Regions from separate parts of the Homo sapiens genome. Here region 1 is linked to region 2. A link is a contact called in ENCODE Hi-C or POLR2A ChIA-PET data. All regions are on one chromosome and are shown on one strand. Each heading gives the region's core, a stretch centred on a gene start or an enhancer-like site at or near the end of the contact. The rest is flanking DNA. Distances are from core to core; before and after follow the strand shown.

The links. Hi-C counts contacts between places; a loop is a spot of excess contacts on that map. ChIA-PET counts read pairs that join two places held with the same protein, here RNA polymerase II (POLR2A).
Region 1: a loop to region 2 is called in a map of cardiac septum, with 4 times the contacts of the local background. The contact joins the promoter of SNX29-AS2 here to the enhancer-like site in region 2. A Hi-C loop is called at or near these places in 4 of 168 maps with a recorded cell type or tissue (CD8-positive, alpha-beta T cell, GM13976, cardiac septum and 1 more). POLR2A ChIA-PET finds 5 or more read pairs at or near these places in 3 of 52 experiments (H1, HEK293 and activated CD4-positive, alpha-beta T cell).

The regions. Positions count from the first base shown.
Region 1 is chr16:12,371,252-12,374,417 of GRCh38, forward strand. SNX29-AS2 (SNX29 antisense RNA 2) reads right to left here and starts at 1,350. Exons shown (of 2, transcript NR_188406.1): 1 at 1,281-1,350. All of the region lies in intron 16 of SNX29 (sorting nexin 29), which reads left to right. It overlaps LOC105371087 (a long non-coding RNA gene), which reads left to right. Exons shown (of 3, transcript XR_933083.4): 1 at 1-1,658; 2 at 1,751-1,777; 3 at 2,418-3,166.
Region 2 is chr16:12,313,673-12,316,966 of GRCh38, forward strand. All of the region lies in intron 15 of SNX29 (sorting nexin 29), which reads left to right. Among named protein-coding and RNA genes, the nearest start is that of SNX29-AS2, 57 kb to the right of the region's middle. RefSeq lists enhancers at 1-154, 702-1,389, 1,390-2,075, 1,820-2,114, 3,132-3,294. Within about 2 kb of position 1,984, at least 3 of the 41 ENCODE cell types and tissues checked have a DNase peak (open chromatin) inside an H3K27ac peak, as active enhancers do.

The sequences.
Region 1 (3,166 bases), core at 100-2,599, 57 kb after region 2:
TTCTCTCTTCCCTCCTCCCTCCCTCCCTTCCTTCCCTCTTTCCTTCCTTTCCTCTTTCCTAAATAGAGACAGGGTCTTTCTCTGTCCCTCAGGCTGGAGGGCAGTGGTGTACTTATAGCTCACTGCAGCCTCAAACTCCTGGGCTCAGCGATCCTTGCACTTCAGGCTCCGGAGAAGCTGGCACTATAGGTGCATACCACCATGCCTGGCTAATTTTGTTATTTTTAAAATTTTTTTGTAGAGACAGGGTCTTTCTATGTTGCCCATACTGGTCTCGAACTTCTGGGCTCAAGCAATCCTGCCTCAGCCTCCCAAAGTGCTGGGATTATAGGCGTGAGCCACTGCACCCAGCCAGATTTTTATTTCTGTTCGGGGAGAGTGGCTTCCTTTCGTTTCTCCTGTCCAGGGTGTCATTGCCTATGCCAGCCTGAGTGTGTGGGCCTCCTGTGGGAATCGCCACACTGTCCTGTTAGAGCAAAGCTTGCAGCCAACTCTTGCCCCCAGTGCTGCAATGCAACGCAGATATTTTTTAGCTTTGTTTTAAAAATAATATGGCAGATGGCGAAGCAGGACCTGACTCTCGCCTTCGCCCTATGTCTTTTCGTCTGCTCTTTCTCCACCGAGTCCTGTCCCTCAGCATTTGCTCCTCCTGTTCCTTCTACTTCCATCGCTCTGCATTTTCACCATTTGTCTTTTAGAAGACATGGTTTAACATTTTTTCTAAGTTATATAAATAATATAAAAATACATTTCTGAAAGAATATAAATAATGCACAACTATCTAGAGTACAAAAGACAAGTGTTCCCTCCTAGCGATCCTGCTGTGAAGCGTTTGGTATATACCCTTCCAGGTATTTTTTATGCATTTGCATATAGGCAGGCATATATATACACACACACATGCCTAACGCACATCTATTTTTAACACAAATGGGATAATTTATACTGTTCAGATTGTTTTGAGACTTTGCATTCTTCAGTCATGAATATATGTCGACTTCCTCCTCTTTCACACTCTTCCAAATCTTCCCCATCCTTCAAGGTGTCATTCATTCTTTGAGAAAGCCCCTAGTGGCGCTGTCAATAGTGAGTTTTGGTAGGTACGTTTCTAATGTTCTTTAAATTCCTGTAATCCTCTTCCCCTCTGGACCGCTCACTTTGTCTAATCTTATGTTGTTCTTTGTTTATTCATTAGTTAATTAATTCCGTTGAGCTACACTCAGTTATTTGGCCCCCAAGAAGTTTGTCGTCGGTGGAAGACACAGACATACTAAACATACCTTGCCCTGGAGGTTCATGAGGGGGTGGTAGATGGCAGGCTGTTGATGCACAGTAGTTGAATGAAAGAATGAGCAATGAGTAAGAAATAGAATTCTGTAGGTATCAAGTATAATGATGGCACAATGGTGGGGTTAGTTACCTGCTGGGGTATGTCATGGAAGGTTTCAAAGAGGAGACGTTTGACTTGAGTTTTTAAGGATGAGTTGAAGTTGATCAGGAAGATGGGCCTGTTAGGCAGCGGGAATGGTGGTATCAATCGACATGGTTTGCTCACAATATTCTCATTGCTAGTTTCATGGATGTATCCTGTGGCTTCTCCATGAGATAATGAAGTTCTTGAAAGTGGGAGTGTCATTTACACTCCTACCTGCAGACAGGTATACTGGCACTTATTACATACCAAATCCTATTCCATGAGCTGTGCATGTAGTAGCAAGCACTGATGTAGGTTCTCATGTCTCCATTTTAGAGATGACAAGACTAAGGCACAGATAAGGTAGGCAATATCCCCAAGTCTCCATGTCCCCATGATTAGTAGGAGATGGAGCTGTAAGTCTCTTTTTAGAGTCTTCATGTCCTCACCTTTATTTCTTTACATTTTGTATTTTTAATTTTTTTAAGAGACAGTCTCGCTGTGTTGCCCAGACTGGAGTGCAGTGGTGCAGTCATAGCTCGCTGCAGCCTCCGACTTGTGGGCTCAAGCAGTCCTCCCACCTCAGCCTCCTGAGTAGCTGGGATTACAGGCATGCACCACCACACTTGGCTAACTCAAATTTTTATAGAGATGGGGTTTCACTATATGGCCCAGGCTGGTCTCAAACTCCTGGGCTCAAGTGATCCTCCTGCCTCGGCCTCCCATAGTGCTGGGATTACAAGTATATGAGCTGCTATGCCTGGCCCATATCCTCATCTTTAAATGGGTCTAGGAATGCCCACCAAAGAGAGTTGTATGAGGTTTTAAACAGTAAATGCCTCTAAATCATCCAAAGTAGGGAATAAAATATCAGCTTATATCATAAACTTGGTTAAAATAGCACTCTCCTGCTTTATTTTTCCTCATAATACTAATGCTACTTGGCATAGAGTTGTTTATTTGCTCTCTCCTTTGTCCATTTTATGTATGGCTGTGTCCCCAGCACCTGATACAGAGTATAAAGCATTGGCTGAATGCGTGAATCTTAGTTCCCGCTTTTCACCTTAGCATCCTGACTACCGATGCCCTGAACACACATGGTGAATTTGGCTGAAATGAAGCATTCTGTGCCTGCCCCACAAACCACCAAGGGACTGTGGGTTTATTTGTCTCAAGATGGTCAACACTGCTGTTTTCACATTTTACTTGCTGTCAAATATAAAGAGATATCATATGTTGCCCGCCTCTGGTTTTCCTGATGTCTCAATTTAAGTGGTTTCCAATTTGGGTATGAAATTATCCATCAGTCACAGAGAGAACTGGTGCCTTCAGCAGTGGCTGTTGGAATAAGCCAGGGCTTAACTGGGGAAGCTAATGGTGGAGGAGCAAGGGCTGGCTAGCAGAGGTTTGGCCCTGCTCCTCCAGGTCCCCTCTGGAATACCACTTCTCCCCACTGGATGGTGGGCTGTGTCTAGCCCATTCCCCAAGATCCAGTTTGGATGACACTTCACCTATTTATTCATTGGATGCTAATAGTGTCTTCCCTACGCCAGGGACTGACCTAGGCATCAGGGATGCAGAGAGCAGGCCTTGGTCACTGTCCCCTGGACTCACACAGTCTGCAGCCTGGTGGAGGAGACACCATGTGAGCTGAGCTATAATGACTGAATCCAGTCCCTCACCAGATGCAGTAACCTACAAGTGTCTGTTGCTCAGAATGTCTTTATTTTGATCAGTCACTTCCACAGAGGA
Region 2 (3,294 bases), core at 734-3,233:
AGGGCAGGGAAGTCTCAGTTCTGCTCATTGTTGCATCCCCCACACCTCACCCCATGCCGGGTATGGAGTCTTAATTGCCCCATTGGTATCAGTTGAGTCAGTGATTCTGTATGTGACAGATGATCAGTAAATTAGAGCCAATCCAGTTGAATCCTATGACAATGGCTTCCTATAACATAGAGGGTATTTATGATCCTTGCTTTACAGCAAATGAGACTGAGGCTCAAAAACAACCATCTGGCTGTTAAGTGGAGGGCCTAGGACTCAAGTCCAGTTCTTTGGTTTCTAAGCTAATCATTCTTTTGCTTATGTTTATTTTTAATTATTTATAGAGTCAAGGTCTCACTCTCTTGCTCAGCCTGGAGCATAGTCGTGCACTCACAGCTCACTGCAGCCTCCAACTGTTGGGCTCAGGTGATCCTCCCACCTCAGCCTCCTGAGTAGCTGGGAGGTCACAGGTGCATGCCACCAGCAGGCCTGGCTATTTTTTTATTTTTTTTAACCTTTGTACAGCTGGGGTCTTTCTGTGTTGCCCAGGCTGGTCCCAAACTCCTGGTCTCAAACGATTCTCCTGCCTTGGCCTCCCAAAGTACTGGCATTACAGGCATGAGCCACTGTACCCAGCTTGTTAATTGTAGAAGTACCTGTTGGATGAATGGTCTGCAGATGTAACATATGCACATAGTTTATACCTGAAAGAGAAGCAGCACAGAGTGGTGGTTGCGAGTGGACTCTGGAGCCAGACAGCTCAGGCTGGACTCTTGGCTCCGTGACTTCCTAGCCGTGTGGCCTCAGCCGAGTTCCCTAGCCTTTCTCTGTCTCATTTTACTCATCTGTAACATGAAGGTCTTAATAGTGGTTTGTTGTGAGGACTAAATGAGTTAGTGTTTATGAATAGGCTGGAATGGATCCTGATATGCAAGATATACCACTTAAGTCTTTATTTTAAAAACTTAAAGCTGTTTCTTCAGCATCTTCTTTCCTGTGAGCTTTTGCAACTGAGGTTCTTTGATTCTACAGCTTGGTGGATTTTATAACACTAAATCAAAAAGAATGTTGGGGGATAGTCAGCAGTTGCAGTGTTCACTTGAATTGGTTCTGATTGAAACTGTGGTTGAGCAGAAAGAAGCAGCAGGAAGAATAAAAGCCATCATGTCCTTGCCCTTGATAGATTTTGGTGGCTAAAACATGACACACACGATGTTATTCTGTCTCCTACCGGGAGGCCTGTGGCACCAAATTCTCGTCTTCTCAATAATCCTTGAGTGGTTTCTGAATTATTAATGGATGTGGTATTAGCAAACCACAAGTTCCACAAAATTGCTCTAGGGCTGGCATTTGACAGGCAATTCTGTTCCCTAATTTTCTGCACATATCTTAATTATGACTTCATGGGCTTGTACCTTTTAATCTCTGGTTTCATCCTCTGGAATCATGGGAGGCCTCACTGTCTCCTTTTGTCTCAGGGGAATGATAGAACCCCTGGTGACTGTGAAGCAGAAGAAGAGTGGCCAGGTGCATTGGACCGGGCTTCAGTGGGGCCTCCCAGTTGAGAGTGATGCAGAAAATTATTGTTGTTGTGATATGTCAAACAGTAGGGGCCTTGCTCCGGACCAGGGATGAGTATTTTTCTTCCATAAAGGGTGGCCAGAGAGTAAATTCTTTACACCTTGTGGATCTAACGCCTCTGCTTCCAGCCCTCAACTTGGCTGTCATTCCAGGAAAGCAGCCAGAGATGCTATGTAAACAGAACACAGCAATGCTCATTTGTTATGTGGATGGAATTGTGTTGCCCCCATCATTTACATATTGAATCCCTAACCCCCAGTGTGAATGTATATGGAGATAGGGCCATTAAGGAGGTAATTAAGATAAAACGTCATTAGGGTGGGGCCTGTGTGCGTGCAGAGATGAGACAGTGTAAAGACACCACAAAAAAGATGGTCATCTGCAAGCCGTGGAGTGGCCTCAGGAGAAACCAACCCTGCTGGCACCTTGATCTTGGACTTTGCCCCTCTACAACTGTGGGAAGTAGATTTCTGTTGTTTGAACAACCGTCTGTGGTATTTTGTTACCACAGCCCTAACAGACTAATACAGTTCCAATAAAACTTATTTACAAAAATGGATGATGGGCTGGATTTGACTCATGGTAGAGAGTTTGTCACCCCTGCTCTATAGGACTGTCAATATTGTTATTAAATCAGGAGGCATCTCTTCTGGGTCAGGGGCTGGAGATGTAATGGGGTGAACTGCATCAGGCCTCTGCTCCCATGGAAGATCCTTTCTAGTGAGTGAGATAGACACTCAACAGATACACAACTGCGTAGCCAGGCTGTTCTCAGATACAGCTGAGTGCTCCGAAGAAGGCACGGGGTGATGTGATTGGGTGAATGCTGGCTGGGGAAGGGAGATGTTGCTTGAAGTACAAAGATCTAGGAGGGGAGCATCCCAGGCAGAGAGACAGCAAAGGTGAAGGCCAGAAGCAGGAGAGCTTGGCAGATTGGAGGGACTGGCTGTAGCCAGTGGGGCGGGAAGAATTTGGGATAGGTTCCACAGGGACAGGGCTGACTTGTCTAAACTAGCATCAGATTCAAAAGGCCTCTTCTGGGAGGCCAGGGTGGGTGGATCACAAGGCCGAGGTGGGTGGATCACGAGGTCAAGAGATTGAGATCATCCTGGCCAACATGGGGAAACCCCGTCTCTATTAAAAATACAAAAATTAGCTGGGCGTGGTGGCAGGCACCTGTAATCCCTGCTACTCTGGAGGCTGAGGCAAGAGAATTGCTTGAATCCAGGAGGCGGAGGTTGCAGTGAGCCGAGATTGTGCCACTGCACTCCAACCTGGGAGACAGAGCGAAACTCCATTTCAAAAAACAACAAAAAAAGTCCTCTTCTTACCCAAATCGGGATCTTGCTCTCTCTCACCTCAGGGGCCTCCCTCCCACTCCTTCTGTGCCCCCCAAGGTCTTTGTTATGCTCCCCCTGCCCCGTTCCACATCTTAAGGTCCCGCTCACTGGGCTTGGTTAGGGCAGGCACACTTCCTTCTCTCCCATCCCTCCTTCCTGCCCCTGGCTTCTCTGCATCCTCTTCCCTCCTGGCTCTTTCTGCAGCCCTCCCAGGGATGGAACCATGAGCTCCAGGTTGCTGCACAGTGATCCTTGAAGGTGGTGGAAAGTGAAATCTTCTGAGGCCTTTGGGAAGGTATGGAGGGGATTGAGTAGAGAGACAGGTTTTCAGTCTCATTCTGGTTATTGGATTCAAAATTGATCATACAGTGGTGGCTAGGGCAGG